Regions from separate parts of the Mus musculus genome. Here region 2 is linked to region 1. A link is a loop called in an ENCODE intact Hi-C map of the cell type or tissue named here. Cell type or tissue: left cerebral cortex. All regions are shown on one strand.

The links. Peaks named below come from ENCODE experiments on the same cell type or tissue, not always from the same donor. Only the 100,000 strongest peaks of a DNase experiment are listed, where the experiment ranks them.
Region 2: a loop joins it to region 1, with 6 times the contacts of the local background. A loop is called at or near these places in 16 of 42 quality-filtered maps.

What each region holds. Positions count from the first base shown.
Region 1 is chr12:112,539,233-112,547,232 of GRCm38, reverse strand. No RefSeq gene overlaps it. Among named protein-coding and RNA genes, the nearest start is that of Gm40584, 7.6 kb to the right of the region's middle. In left cerebral cortex, CTCF peaks have their summits at 3,883 (motif pointing right) and 4,084 (motif pointing right); DNase peaks (open chromatin) are centred at 3,653, 4,098, 5,426, 6,072 and 1 more place; H3K27ac peaks cover 432 bases.
Region 2 is chr12:112,109,527-112,117,526 of GRCm38, reverse strand. It overlaps Aspg (asparaginase), which reads right to left. Exons shown (of 15, transcript NM_001081169.1): 2 at 5,227-5,335; 3 at 4,435-4,546; 4 at 3,022-3,147; 5 at 1,877-1,960; 6 at 1,000-1,126. Among named protein-coding and RNA genes, the nearest start is that of Mir3073b, 4.2 kb to the right of the region's middle. In left cerebral cortex, a CTCF peak has its summit at 3,620 (motif pointing left); DNase peaks (open chromatin) are centred at 316, 1,710 and 3,615; H3K27ac peaks cover 291 bases.

The DNA.
Region 1 (8,000 bases):
CTCCTGCCCTCCTCAGTGATGGGGGAGGACTCATGGATGCTCCTGCCCTCCTCAGGGACAGGGGAGGACTCATGGATGCTCCTGCCCTCCTCAGGGACGGGGGAGGACTGAGGCTTTGGCTGCTTGACTTAATGCAGGTCATGTCTGGCAACCACTGCTGCGGGCGGGTTCCTGAGTGCAGCCTCCCCGTCATGTCCAGAAGACAGTTTCTCCGCAGTCTCCAAACACCTGGCTCTTACAGTCTGTTCTTCTTTTCTTCTGGGATGTTACCTGAGCCCTGGGGAGGGTGTGTGACGGAGGCCACGGCTTTACAAAGCATATTGGGACTGAGGAGAAAGCTCCATTGGTCAAGTGGTTATTATTTCACCAACTGGTGAGAGCTGGACGTGGTTCTGTGAGCTTGTAATCCAGTGCTAGGGAGGCAGAGTTGTGGTATCCCTGAGGCTTACCCTTCCCTTTATGTTCTGCCTCTCCACAGGCATAAAAACAGTGGAGCCAATGAGAGACTTTCTGAAAAAGATGGACAGATCCTGAGAAATGACACCAAGGTTGTTTTCTGGCTGCCACCCTTTTGAACACACACATGCACAAATACACATATACATGTACACATAACACATACATACATACATACATACACACACATGTACATGCACACATTCATGCACATTCACTCACACACATGCACACATACACGCACATGTATATACCCATGAACACACACACACAAAAATATATACACACACACACTCACCCCCCATATACACACATGCACTCAAACATGTACACACACACATACACACATGTACCCACATAACCCACACATATGCACACATGCACTCACACACACGCACACACACACACGTACCCACATACTCTCACAGCTGCACCCACACACATCCACACCCACACATGCATTCATATACATGCACACATACACACACGAATACATACACACATGCACACATATATACATGCATGCAACTGCACATGCATATGCACACACATGCACATATATTCACGCTCATGTACTCACACGCACATGCACTCACACACGTGCATTCACACACTTGCACATACATGCACACACACACGTCTGTGGGTATTCCCGGATTTATTGTACCATGCTCAGAGTACCATTGTAGCATGGGCCACCTCCCCTTCTAAGAATCTGCTCAGATTTACTCAAGGTTCCGGTGATGCTCTTTTGTGTGTTTGTTTAGTCTTTGAAAGGGACGCTGCTTTCTTCAAGGCCTGCATATCTGTTAATTTATGTGGCTAATTGTTCTATTAATTCCCCTTTCCTTTACTCATGGTTTTGATCTGGCAATTACTGATGAGGTATGTTGAAGTCTCCCACTGTGACTGTGGTTTAGAGAATTTCTCCCCGTGTGTCTAGCAGCTTTTCTCCATATGCTCTGGAGCAAAAGGTTAATAACTGTGATGTGGTCTCAGTGGATGTGTCTGTCTCACCCTGTCGGGGGCTCGGCCGAGGTCTCTGCTAAGCCTTGCATCTAATTTCTGAATTCAATTTCCTCCAAGATTGTGTGGAGTTTTGCTCCTTAAGGATTTTGGACAGCAAAAGCAACTGCCTGGCTTCTTAAGCCAGTGAAACGAAATTTGAAAAACAGAAAGCAACAAGGCCAGCAACATCCACATGAGGTCACCCTGGGGCCCGCACCACTCTTCTGCTCCAAGGCCAGCTGTCCCCTGAACCCCCCAGAGGCTCAGGCCTCCTCAGTACTCATCAGAACTTCCTGGGCTCCACCCCCAATCCTAGGAGGCCTGAGGCTTTTGATGCGACTCCATAGTTGGCTGCTGCTCCCACGAGCCAATGCTGGGTGGTCATGGGCACCCTGGGAGTCGCCTGCTTTGGGCTGGCCTTGAGGCGTCCCACAGATCAGGTGCTACTTGCTATTTAAAGAGAGCAGAGCAAACCATGTTCCTCTCCACGGGGGCTGCACCGAGTCATCTGAAAGCCAGACTGAGCTACAAAGGCTCAGAGGAGGGACAGCCACCCACTTGCCTGTTGGAGCTGGGACTTTGTTCTCCCTGTCTTCAGCTTGGGCCAACAGTGTTGGCTCTCCCGGCTCAGACACTGTGGATCTGATTGTTTCTGTTTCCCCAGAGAACACGACTTGACCCCTGCTCTGACCCCGGCTGCTACATACTCTAGAGCAAAAGACTCCGGTTATTTTGTGCTCTGAGCTGCCTTCCTCTCAGCACACCCTCCTTCTCTAGGGGTGGGGGCAGGGCAGGTGGTTGTGTGCATCACAATGTCTGTGTCTGTGTCTGTGTGTCTGTCTGTGAGGCCTTATTGCTGAATGAGAAGGGCACAGGTATCTGAAGCCCACACAACAGGGCACTTCTAAAGGAATAGAAGATATTTTACGTTCCATCGCTACCTCCCTACCCCAACCAAAAATCTCACCTTGTTCGATATCCATATTAAGTAGACAGCAATATTCCTTCGCGTCTGGCAGAACACCTTGTCTGGGGCCCTGGCTGCACTGTCGGTCAATCTTCCCTACAGACATCAAGAGCCACTGGAGGGAAGGTGAAGGGGTCCCACACTGCACCCTTTCCACCCTATCTGTCATGGGGTGGGGACTGGAACCTTCCCAGGGGCTGGGAGCAGATAAATAAAGTGAGGGGCCTTCCCCTATGCACGAGCCTCCTGCACCCAGAACTGTTGTCGATTTCCCACAAAGGTGAGAGACTGTCTTCAGCTTAGTAAGTAACAAGACACCATTAAACAGGAAAACTAGCCACTGTCAGAAATCAGTACCGGAGCCTCCCTTCCTATGGGGATCAGGTCTCTTCCTTGCTCCACAGGCCTCTAGAACAAGGTCTTCCTGGTCTAGCCCAGAGCACAAGGCCATCCTAGTCTGGCCCTTTCCGGCCTCAGTTCGAAGTACTTATCCTTTGGTCTTTGCCTTTGACATTGGAATTCTGTATGGGTGACCTGCCACCAGGCCATCATCCAATTAGGATGTCGTTTTCTGGAATGTTCACCAAGCCCTACCCATTAGTGTTGCTTTCTGTCCCCTTGAGGACTGAAGTTCATGGCCCCACCCACCCATGGCCCCACCCACACCCATGACCCCACCTACTACATGGTCCCCCCACATAGTCCCACCCACATCCATGCCCCCACCCACCCCTTGGCCCCACCCACACGTAGCCCCATCCACACCCACGGAGGGATAGTTACGCCCAGCTCAGGGCTGACATTTTAAACGAATGAGTGCGCTGGATCTGATGTCTGGTTCACAAAGCCGTTCTCAGGACAGTTGAAGCCTAGGTCCCCTTCTTTCCCAGAAACTACTACCAGCTCTGTGGCTAGTCTCACTGCCGGCTCTATTACTTCTCCAGAAACTGCCTAGGCCAATGCAGGGCTCCACTGGGCTCCCTGGGGCTTGAACTGCCTGGAATTCCACTGGCGGGATTTTTGTGAAGAATGTCACTGGAAGCAGACAGGGGTAGGGTGAGGGGTCACGTTAGCTGGTGGTAGCTAGTTCAGTAGGAAGCTGATCTAGTCCTGACCCCTTTTGGAGACCAACAGGGACGCAGAAGAGCCTGTGAGGTGGGTTGCTTTACATGAGGTGAGGGACCCTGGGGCCCATGGAGACTAAGGCTGGAGGTGCCTGTCCCTATGGTCAACCTGAGTCCATTGAACCTGCTGCACCACCTGGCCTGGTGGACCACAGTCATCCGGAATGAGGAGGGCACCTCAGAAATGACACTACTGAAGGGTGGTTCAAAGGGTTTCATGGGAGATCAGATCTGGTTGGCTGAGGCCATCTTTGGTTCGCAAGGAACAGGAAAGACAAGGCCAACACATGTCATCTCATGAATGGAACAGCCCCACTGATGTGACAGCATCTAAACTGGCAGATATAACTGGAACTGCAGAGGGCAGAATGTTGGGCTCTGTTCCCAACTCAGCTGACCAATTCATGTAACCCAGACCAGGAGGGAAACCAGGCCAGGGTAGTGAATATTTGTGAACCTAATGCAGAGATTTGCAAACCCGGGCCTGGTCTCCTAACCGACATCTTTCTACCTGGGAGCACACTAGCCACAAGGGGGCGCTCGAGCTCCACCAGTGCTCATGGCTGGCTCGGCCCTTTCAGTGATTCAGGGATTCCGTTTCTGAAGCCAGGCTGTGGCTCCAGAAGGCCCAGCAGACCCGGGAAGTCTTCCTGGGACTGAGGGCGTGGAGAATGGGTGACTGAGACTGGCTGGACCCTGCGACACCTCCGGTCGTGGAAATGGCTGTGTTATGCTAGAATAAGGGCCAAAGGGCAAGGGTGAGCCGAATGGGGACAGGGCGACACGAAGACTTCCCCAGTCTGGTGACTTCTCTCCCCGAAGCCTGTAGGCCTCCCCTCAGGAGCCAGGGAGCAAGGAGTGGGACCCATCTCAGGGACGGCTGAATAATGCATGGTACACAAACCGAGGCATCAACACTAAGTGAGGGGGAAGGGAAGGGAAACCCAGTCTGTGTTAATATTTATTAAACCCACAGCCCGTCATTCAAGAGCCTCATAAATATTAATTCCTAGTTAAACATTTATATGAACGAGATTGCTTCTCCTCCCCCTCAAAGAACCTGTTTGAAGCTGGTGGTTATGGTGGCCTTGGGGGAAGAGGGGGTCTCCAGGGAACGCTTGGGCTAAAACAAGTCTGCTGGCCTTCTCACGACTTTGCAGCCTCTGGCCCCAACCAGCGCCTGCTTTAGTCAGAACCTGTCTGTTTTCCACACCCAAGTGCCCTAATGGCTCCAGCTGACCTTCAGGTACCTGCCAAGACCTCCTGGTGAAGGCCCTCGTCTCAGGCTACAAAACCAGTATTTCTAACAATTAGCTCCTGCTTCTGTCCATCATGTACATGTAGCAAGGTTTAGTTGGCAGGGGATGGTGGGAATCTGGGAGAAGGGATCAGACGTGGTGCCAATGCCTGGACTCCTGGCAGCTTGTTCTCCAGCAGGCTGGGTGCCGGTCTCTGGGGTCAGAGCATCTTCAGGCTGTATTCCTGGCTGTCCCAGTCCCAGGGCCAGCAGTGTCTTTGTTCTGCTCACTTTGACTATTGCTGTGGCGGAGTGGTGACTGGGGGTCGCTAGGCCCCGATCTCTGTCATCACATGAATAGAACATGTCTGCCCCACGTTCCCCACCCCAGCCCTCTCACATTTTGTTAAAGCTCACTCAGCTGTAATCCAGCCGTAGCCAACTTGTAACATGGTATAGCATGGGGATCCAACTTCATTTTGTTCCACATCACAAGCTGCTTACCCGGCGACTGTGTCCCCCCTGATGTGCAGGGTCCCCTCTGACCTACATGAGCTCTCATGTGCCTGTTCAGAGTCAGTGTGCTCCTTGGTGGCACCTTGCCTGCTTTCTGTCATTTTATTTTTAGTTGCCATGGCTATGCAGCCTGTCTCCATCCTGGCAGAGCGTGCCCTTCCCCTGCCTTCTTTCCAATCAGCTTCCCCATTCAAGGGCTTTTTATTCTTCCTTGCAGGCTGAGAATAGGGTTGTCGAGTTTCCGAAAAGAGCCTTCAGGAACTGTGATTTGAATGACATTAACAGAGAGACTAATTTGGGGACAATTGTTGGCGGTGCTATCCAGAGCCCCCCCCCACTCCCCCACCCCCATGTCTGACCACTGCACCTTCTCCTTTTAGTTGCTCAGCTGAGTCCTTTCACAGGGCCTAGCCATTCTCTGGTAGCTTAATTCTCAGCTACTTAATTGCTTCAGCTGTTGTCGTGAACAGGCCTTATTTGCTGGCTGGGTCCTGCGGTGTGCAGGAATATTATTGATCTTTGTGGCTTTATCTTGTAGCTGTAGCCCGTTCCAGCAGTCTGCTGATCCGGTTACATTTCCTACCCAGGTGCCTTGTTATCCACAAGTCCTGGCAGCTTTATCTCTTCCTTTCCTGATCTTAAACCTCTTGTTACTTTTCTGTGACTTGCAGTGTTGCTCGGGACTTTCGGGCAGTGAGGCGATAAGGGATGCCTTTGTGTGACTTCTGGTCATGCAGAGATTGGAGCTGGGAGGTCTCTCGTGTCTGACATTTCCGGAGGGTTTGGAAGATGGGTCCCACCAGGGGAAAGAGAAGCCTTTCATTGCAGCAGCCTTCCGGGAGTTTGAGAAGTTCTGAATAGGCATTGAGGTTTACAGATCCCTTCCTGTGTCCACTGTGTCCACTGTGTCCACTGAGATACTCTCTGTGGCCACTCCCCCCAGCTCTGGGCATCTCTCACTCCTCTCTGATGGGCCCATTGCTATTACTCTTTAGCCACTTTGTTCAATGCTGTTGATTGGAAGGTGGCCTGTTGTTTTATGCACCTCTAAGAAAGAAAAAACACCGCCTATAAAACCCTGACGTGACTCTTGATCATACAGAAGCCCCACTTTATATTCAGCAAAGAACTGCTTTGGACTTATTTAATCATAGGTTTTTATCATAGCTCACGCTACACATACATAAAGAGGAAAATAAAAACAGGTTAAAGTGGGGCAACGGTGTCTGAACATGCAGAACCGCGATCCTCGGAAGTGGGTTCCAACTGGTGCTCCCAGGGCCCTTGCTTTTTCAGTAGACTCAGACCTAGTGCCACAGGAGAACACGCAGATTGCAGCGTTCACAAATAGATGAATCCCGTCTCTCAGGCTCCGTGCAGAGCTGCTGGCATCAGTCTGAAGGCACTGAAATTTCCTGATCTGACTGGAATCTTCCAGAAGGCTTATAGACAACTCCGGCGAAACACTTTCTCCAAATGGCACTTGGTGCCATGTCAGTAGGCCCTGGCTGTTTAGGCCCCTGGAGGTGCTGGGTCTGCTCGCAGCACGATCACACAGGCTGCTGCCTGAACCCTCAGGCTGGGGGCCCATCTGTGCATGCAAGTTGTAGGGACATGATTGCTTCCAGACCTGATGTCACCATGCACTGCGATGGAGCACATGGCTGAGGTGACCTGGTCCCACAGTCATGGCAATGAAATGGGTAAACTGAGGCAGGGCTCATGAGATCAGTGGAATGGCAACGGAGATGTTAATACTCCATGGGCAGGAGGAGAGGGGAGAGTAGCCATTGGCTAGACCACTTCCTCCTCCTTCCTTCCAGGTTGTGTGTGTGTGTGTGTGTGTGTGTGTGTGTGTGTGTGTGTGTGTGTATGAAAGCTGGAAGGTTACCTGACGGTGGGAGGCTAGGGATGCAGGTTTCACGCGTTGTCACCCATGCTTCGGGGGTTTTCAGTGAAGCTGCTGCCCCTCCATGTTCATCCATGCTCCCATAAAGAATCCCTTACCCAGGTTCCTGTACATTAACACCAATAAACTTGTTGGTTCACCAAGATGAGCTTAGATGGATCTGCTCCTTTAAAAATTTTTAATTAAATGAACTAATTTGGATGGGTACATTTCTTTAGGCTCTTTGTGAGGTTAGACTTTTTTTTTTTTTTTTTTTTTTTTTTTTTGTCACCGGGAGCTGTAATGCAAGAAGTTGTCATTCTGATGGAGATCTGAAAGAACAAAAGTTGACTCTAGGAGGAGCCGGGCGTGTTCTTCTTTAAGCAATAGCTTGTGTAGCCGAGGATGTCTGAAGGGCTGCCTTTGGGGGCCAGGCTCAGCACCACCATCTTTCCCCATGTGTTATGGAATGGCAAGCCTTTTGGCTGTAGTAGAAGTTGTGTGCCCCGCTTCCGTGGGTGTGAAGACACGCAACTGAGGCTGCAGTGTGTGTCCAAAGGAGAAATTACAACAGGAGACAGGCATGTTGGTGTGATCTTCCACTTTACCTTCTGATTTGGCAGGGAAAGCCGGGGAGAAGAAGGATGAAGTAAGTGGAGGGGCTACCTTGACATTCCTCAAAGCTGGACACGTGCAAGGGAAAGAGAATATACATTTGACCTGTGCAGAAGAGCCCCTTCTGGGATTTGAACCTCAGAACTCATGGAGAGAATCAACAATGAGGAGGGAGAGGAAGGCAGTTTG
Region 2 (8,000 bases), 430 kb after region 1:
ACCACCCAGCATGGGCTAATAGCTAGACCACCATAAGTTACCATCTAATGCAGGCTCTTCCAAGAAGGACCCCAATAACAAGTGGACCTCTGCCACTCCAGAGACCCTGGTGTTCAGGCTTGAGGTTTTTCCCTGGCTAGAGGGTAGGGGGAAGGGAAGGTTTTGAGGAAGTAGCCCTGCCCTCTCTGGAGGTTCTCCTGAGCCTGGAACAGCTTCTGCTGCCTAGGAAGTATATCAAGAACCTGCAGGTCCCAGCAATGCCATGTCTCACCCACAGGACTTGCTGTGCCCAGGCAGACGCACAGTGTGGGTGAGGGCTGCCTCCACCCTCCCAGAGAGATGGGACGCTGCCAATCATCCCGCCAGACAAGAATTGCTGCTTTGGCTTAGGCTAGCAGCTTGACCTGAGCATGCACAATGAAGCCCAGTCCTACGAGGTGCAAGACCCCTAATGGAGTTCCAAAGACAACAGGTCAGAGACCAGAGCCTGGGCCTGCATCTCAGTTATAGGCAGGCCCCGGGGCTGTGTTCAAGAACCTGGGACCAGTGGGCAGGAGGGCCACTTGCCCTAGGATGAGATGCTGTTCGAGTCTCCTCTGTACCTGGTTAGGACAGGCCAGGGAAGGACCAGGAGACACTTGCTCTGAGTTGAGAGAGACAGAGGAGAATAGAGATCGAAGATGGGAAACTGGGGGCCATGGGAGTCAAGGTCTGGCCAGCATCAGAGGCCACTCTGCACTTAGGGTAAGGAGTGTCTAATCCCTTATGGAAGCTCCAGGACCAGGACCCTCTGGGATGCCTAAGAGCCATGTTACACTACAGAAGAACCAATGTATACAGCAGAGCCACAGGCTGTCACCGACAGGAACTTTTTAGCTGAGGGTCATGGGAGCCAGACTCCCAAGCTCTGAGCTTATGCTCAGCACACAAGTCTCCCACCTCCACACATCCCCAGGACCCCCTTTCCCCGCCCCCCACTGTGCTCTCAGATCCCCTTACTTGTGACATCCGCGCCCACAGTGGCTAGAGGGGGCAGGTTAGGGGAGCAGAAGGCGGCAAACCTCCGAGCGTCCACCTTGGTTGTCCGATTGCCCCGGAAGAGCTGATTCTGGAAGAACAGGCAGACCTGTGGAGGACAAGACAGCAAGCAGCTCAGAGCGAGCGCCCATGACATCCTCCATCACTCCCCAGCCCAGTAGCATCCACATACCAAACCTTGACAGTCACCTTCCCAGGTCACCTTCCTGCCAACACCACCAAGTGAAGACCCAAGTCCCCTGGGGCCCCGGGAGCCTGGCATTGAACACACAAATGACTGCAGGAGGCACAGGCTGGCTGCTCGGCCAGCACCTCTCCACTGGTGCGTGTACTACTGGTACAAGGAGCCAGGGGCTCCCGAGACTCTTCTAAAGTGAACGGGGTTGGGGGGATACCCTTGACCTGCCTGCTCCTCTTTCATAATTCCCAACCCTGACTCGCCAATCTCCAGGGAACAGCTAAAGACAAAGCGACTCCCAGCCTGGCCTGTGAGAGACAGGCCGGTGTCATCTTCCTGTTCTGCCAGGTGAGACAAGGAGCCCATGAAGAAGGACACAACGGACTCCAAGCCTAAGGTGGACACAGTCCATTTTCATGGACTATGCGTATGTACATAACACAGTGTAGAATATCTACAACGTAAAACCTGGCTGCTGGCAGGGGTGCCGGGGTGGAGGGGGCGGGGCTTTCCTTCCTCAGCTTTGTCACAGTTGTGATATTTGGGAGGATAGGGACAGATGCTCCAACCTCCTGTGGGTCCCATGTGTGCCATGACCACATCTCTGGCATTCACTCCTCCATCCTCCACCCAGGCCACACATGCAGCCAGGCCAGATACCTCAGGGATGACGTATTGGCCAGCCATGAGCAGAGCCCCCAGCAGGTTCTCACGGCCGTCACTCCACAGTGCGTGGATAGGTACCTGGAGAGAGGGCAGAGAGGTGGCTGAGGCCTGAGAGTCAGGACATACCCAGATCCCCATTCTAGGCAAACCTCTCAGATCCAGCAGGACGGCTTGGGCTGGGAAATAGGGTCTGGAGACACTTAGTCCACTCCCAAGGCTGCCAACCATTGACATTCTTTCTGACCAAGTCGCACTGGGCTCCTTAACCTGTCCATCTGGTTGCCACAGAAGTAACCAGTAGACACTCAGGTCCAGTTTTGGCCCCCAGCCCACAAAGCTGCCAAATCCCTCACTATACTCCAAGAGTTATGGGGCAGACAGGGGGGCCAGGGTGGGAAGTTCTTCCTGAGGCCTGCAGAGCAGGCTGGCTTGTCTCTCTACTGCCTAGGTATACCACAGACAGGGTCTGGAGTGGCTGAGCAGTGCCTGAGGACACAAGTGCTCGGGACTGCTGTGGGGTATGGAATGGAGAGGCCAAGGTCTGTAAGATCGTCCGGCTGGAGGATGCTCAGCTGGGAGCACACAGTGCAGCGTCCCCGAAGGGAGGCTCCTCCTAGGGTGCGTGAGCTTGGGAGGACTTATGGTTGGGGCGAAGGTGTCCTAGGTTAGGGCCAGGAGAGGGGATGTCATATGTAAGGGTTGCTAGGGATAGCACCAGAAAGAAGAGGAACAAGATAGGGTGTGGGGGAGTCTCCTGAGGAACTGCTCTACGTGCAGCCACCGTGATGAGTCTTGCGTGGTGGCACTGAGCAGCAGACATGAAGCCCAGTAGAAAGAAGAGGGATAAAAGCCCTGCATGGTAGAGCTGGAAGGGGCTAGGCTCTGAGTACTCTAGGGACCTTAATGGAAAAGACCTCCAGGAGTCTGTGAGTCCCTCGCTTCAGGAATTGGTAGCTCATCCAGGCAGTTTAGCAAGAGTGCAGTGGCCAGGCAGGGCCACCAGCTAACATGTCTACACACTCTAGCCAGCAGGATACAGCAGGGATGGTGCCAGGAAAAGCAGCTAAGCAGGAAGCCCAGGGTTGGCCACGGCCTGGCTCTGAGGCCCCTGGAGGTCTCTGACTCTGAGGACATGTTACCTGGGCACCCGTGAGGACGACTGGTTTCTGCAGATTTTCCAGCATGAAAGAGAGCACTGAGGCAGCAAAGGCCATGGTGTCTGTGCCATGGATGACAACAAAGCCCTGGTACTGTGCGTAGTGTCTCTGTTGGAAGGAATGAGCTCAGGACAGGACAGGTCTCTTCACCTCAGCCCTTTTCCCGGGAACATGGCGACAGGCAGGCGTCTCCTCACAGGCCATGAGAAAGAGGAAAAGCCTGGGATGCCGGTAGGGGGGCTGGTGTGGCAATCTTTTATCCCCCCAACCTCACAGGCCCTCTCTGGAGTCTCTGCCTGGAGTCCCACTCTGTAGCTTACTTCAAAGAAGGAGAGGGTGTGAGCCCCAAGGACTCTAGCTCCCCAGATTTTCAGCTGGCGCCTCCCAGGAGCAAACTGTCCATGGTGGACACTCTCTAACCATCACTTCCTGGTGGCATGCTGGCCAGAGGTGTGGCTGCCAAGACAATAGTTCTGAGGGCTAAGAGGCTCCATGCTCCGAAGGAACCTCTTGACCCATTGAAAGACCAGAGGAGCTAGGCAGTCCCATGGAGCAGTGTGCCCTCTGCTGGCCGTATGCGGTACAGCTGCTTCGCCTCCCACTATGAAGAGCACCAGGCAGTTGGTTGGGTCAGTGCCCAGTAAACCTTCGTGAGACTGAGGTGTAGTTCTGCTTCATGACAGGGTAGTACCAACTGGACCTAGCCTGGAGACTCTATCAGTCACAAGTGAAGAAGACTGCCCTGGGAAACGTGGAGCCCATTTTACCCTACTCAGGACAGCTGGGGCTTCTTAAGGGAGACAAGCAAGCATAGTTACGACTGCACCTGAGAGTTAGGTCTAGGATCATGGAGAAGAGAAAAGCTGAAGGGAGGGTTAGATCCAGGGTAAAGCAGCTGCCCTCGATGCTACAACTACCAGTGGGTTTGGTGCTAAATCCAGAGAGGCAACTCTAAGGTTGAGATTGGGGGACACGGGGGTCAGGTCCACAAAGCTACTCAGCCTCCACATATCCCACCACAGCACTAACTGGAACAAGTGAACTGTATGAGCAACCAGCCTCTGCTCTATGACAGAAAGGGGATCAGACTGTGCAGTGCGTGGCCCAGGACCCAGCCCTTTCCCGCTGCTTGTTAACAGCCACGCAGGTTACTGCCACGTCTCAGGCAGACACAAACTCTATCAGGAGCCCATAGTTACTCACTTGCCCAGTGTTCTGCAGGAGGCCTGCCATGCCCTCCAGTCCCGCCCACATTTAACCCCTCCCACACCATAACCTCCCCCAGCATACCCACTTCCAGCCCAACCCTGCTTTCTGGCCCCACCCACATCCCATAGCCCCGCCCATGTCCCTTCCAATTCCACACTCTGCCCTGCCCACACTCCCACCCTCTACCTCTATGGTTTGGGCAATCTGAACCCACTCAGTGATGGTCATGTCACTGGAGTCGAAGAGTGGCTGGCACTCCAGCACCGTGTAGATGATCCTCTGGTCAGGGCTGGCCGGGCTGCAGGAGGCAGAACCTGTCTCCCATTCTGCCTTTCTCCTGATCCAAAGCCCCACCTCCACGGCGATCTCCAACTAGGATGTGGGGCGGGGCTGTGGCATCCTGGGAGGGGCTGGGGTGTGGGCAGGGCTGCTGCATCCTGGGCAGGGGTGTGGTGTAGGCGGGACTGTGGCACCCTGGGATGTGGGGTGTGGAAGGGGCTGGTGCCTGGCAGGGGCTCAGTGTGGAAGGGGGCTGTGTGATTACTGTAAATAGATTCCCCCTCACTGGCCTCACATCATGAGTACAAGCCCAGCCTACCTTCCACCTTAAGTTCCAGGGACAGACTGCATCTCCAAGAGGTAGACAGGCTAACCTTAAGCAGTGTCCCTACCCTAGCTCAGAGAGAGGTCAAGCCCAGCTCATGTGGAGCAGAAATCCACCTCACTTGGCTATGAAGGGTATAAGGTAGCTAGGGCAGTAAGCTGAGTCCCAGGCTCACCAGAGGGCACAGGTCCACCTCTGGTAGAAGGCCAAGGCCAAAGCCCATGAACTCAAGGTTTCAGATGTGCCTCATGCAAATGGCTCACATGGAGGGTCCAGGACACCAGAGGCTATGTCCTCAGGACCTGCCCATGCTATCAACCCTAGGCCAGCCGCACATCATCCCTGCCACGGAGCCTGGAAGAAGGTTCACTCACGGCAGCACCAGCGTATCCTCGGGCAGGCTGTGGGCCTGTGCATACTCTTCATCGTGGAACATGTGAAGTGTCTTCAGGACGGCAGCCAGGCCTCTGCCAGGTACCAACACTGCAGGCAGAGTCCAAGTGGGGCATGGGCGTCAGATCAGGGCCATGGCAAACGCTTGCAGTCAAACACCCATCCCTCCTCCTAGGTGTCAGGCTCTGGACTAGGGCAGGGGCCAGGCTTCGCTGGACCAGACAAGACTCTCACAGGCTGGAAGGGCTGGGCCACAGCGGCCCCTGAGACCCCAGGTAGCTTAGGTAAGAGTTTCATCTGGAAGCTTTGGCATTCTTCTCTAGAGCTGACTCCTCAGAGAGTCCTAATCTTAAACCCAGATGATCCCAGAAGCTCCAGCACCAGTGTCCGCCCTGTCCTGCCTCTGCTTGTATCAAATATGTCTGTACACCCTGCCAAGAGGGGCAGTGGGGCCGGGTCCTCTCTGGGCTTTGACCCAATGGCTGTTATGTGCACTCACAGTCCTACCTCAACCCGTGCATGTGTCCCGTCCACCCCACCCCACCCCACAGAGTATGGACTGTCCCCAAACAAAGGCCAAACACACAAGTGCCCCAACCCACCCTGCAGCATTAGTATCTGAGGCACCTGGATATCAGGGAACACTGTGAGCCCTGCTCCCAAGACACCCCAATGGGTCCTACTGTCTGGCAGAGGCTCGCAGAAAACAAGGCTGAAGTCCCAGCCGTTGCTCTATGCTAGCCCTGTGACCTTGGGCAGATTGGGTAACCTCCTCAGACACAGTCACTGTACCAATCCCTGTGTGAGGGCCTCCCCACATGCCTGGGCCCTGAGCACAGCAGTAAAAGCACATGAGACCCCAGGAGGAGGCGGTGGTGCGTGCCAGCCGTGGGTGTCACCTGTCACAGCACAACCTCTGCTGGCTGGACCCTTTTCTGTTGCTGCATGATCATCACCAAGACACTAGTCCTTCAACAGCCTGGTCATTTCTCAGCACTGGACGGGCACGCTGTGCCTGCTACCGGGGGATCTGCAGCCAAGCCCTGACTATGGGAATCACTCTCACCTGCTGCAGGCCGAGGGACTTTTATCCACTGAACTCATTCCCAACTATCATCCCGTGCCCCCTCTTCAATACCAAGCCCCCTCTGCCCCTCCTCTGGTCATAGCTGCAGAATCCCTTTGCCCGGAGGCCCTGTACTTACTGTGAGGATACGAACAATTCTGGGGACCATTGAGGAGCCCACCTCTGGCCTAGCAGGCTTTCCCTCCCACTCCACACCACACCTAAACCAAGCTGCCAGTAAATCACCCCAGAAGGTACAGCTGGTGCTGAGGGGCACCAAGGTGAGGGAGGGGAGGGCCCAGCCCTCAGCATCCCCTTAAGCAGCCTGCAGACCTGTGGGCCCCAGAGGAGTACCAGCCTCAACCTAGTCTGATGCCTGCCTCAGCCTGACACCAGTAGCCATGGAAGCATCCAGCCTACCTCCTTCCCAAGGGTGCTCTTGGCGACATCCTATTTCTGGGGCTGACTAGAAGGACACTTGAGCACTCCAGCCAGCCCCAGGTACCCTGCCGGCCCCTCCTCTTGTAGTAACATCTCTCCCATCTTCCCTCCTCAGCTGCTACTCCGCGGCTGCTTGCCAGCCTCTCACTGTTGCAGACTAGCTCTCATTCCTGAGAACACTGTCATAAGTAAAACACAGATCAGATGTGCTCTATGCCCCGCCCCCCAGGTGCAGGTCAGGAGCCTGCAGAATCTGGAGCTGACAAAGCTGTTCCCCACCACACCACTGCCATGCCCCCAGCTTCACTAGGTACCCCCTAATCTCCAACACACCTCCAGCCTGGCATGGTGTCCCTAAAACTTCTCAGGGTGCAATCTGTGGTCCCTGTCACTTATGGAAATGTTTTGAGGACTGGGCTCAGAAAACAGATGAACCCTGTATGTTTAGTCAGCTCCATGGGCCTCCAGAGACACCCTAGGTGTGACCAGGACATCAGCCTGCTTGCCTCCACGTGCAGTAGCTACCCAAGGTACCCAACATCCTTGTCTAAGAACCTGCGGCATTTGCCTTTTGTGACAAAGTTTTTGCAGGTGTGATTGTGTAAAGTACACCGGGGAGGAAGAGAAGATGCTGGGTTTTCACCTGTGTGCCCTTGTAAGAAAAGGCAGGCAGGGGAGCGACACATCGGAGACCATTTGGCAAAGCAGCACACAGAACAGAGGTGTGCTGTCTCCTCGTAGACAGGAGGAATGTGGCCTCAAACCAGGACCCTGGCAGTCACCAGGAAGACCGCTCAGCTGTTAAGGCCTTGAGACTTTAAACTTTGCCTCCAGAAAGTGGGGCGGGCCCTGAGGCTTTCAATGCTGAGTGGCTGCCAACCCCAGGACACTGAGACCTCCACTCTCCTGTGAGTTCCCTTGACAGAAGATGGCACTAGATACTCCAGGGGCGGCAGGGAAGGGGAAGCGGAGGTGAGAGACCTGTGGATGTGTTTGCCTGAGGCAAAGGTCTTCTGTCTACAGCTGGATTATTAACTCTGACCGTGGGCAGTGGCGCCTGAGGGTATCATCAGCTGGACTGAGGGGGTACAGACATTGGGAGCCCCATCTTGAAGGGGGGCACCTGACAAGTATTAAAACTAGCCAGGAGAAATCTAAACTCTCCTATGCTTTCTTTCTGGAAAGAAACTACAAACTTGTTACCATATGACAAGATCCGAGAAAAGAAAAAATGTCACAGAAACAGCG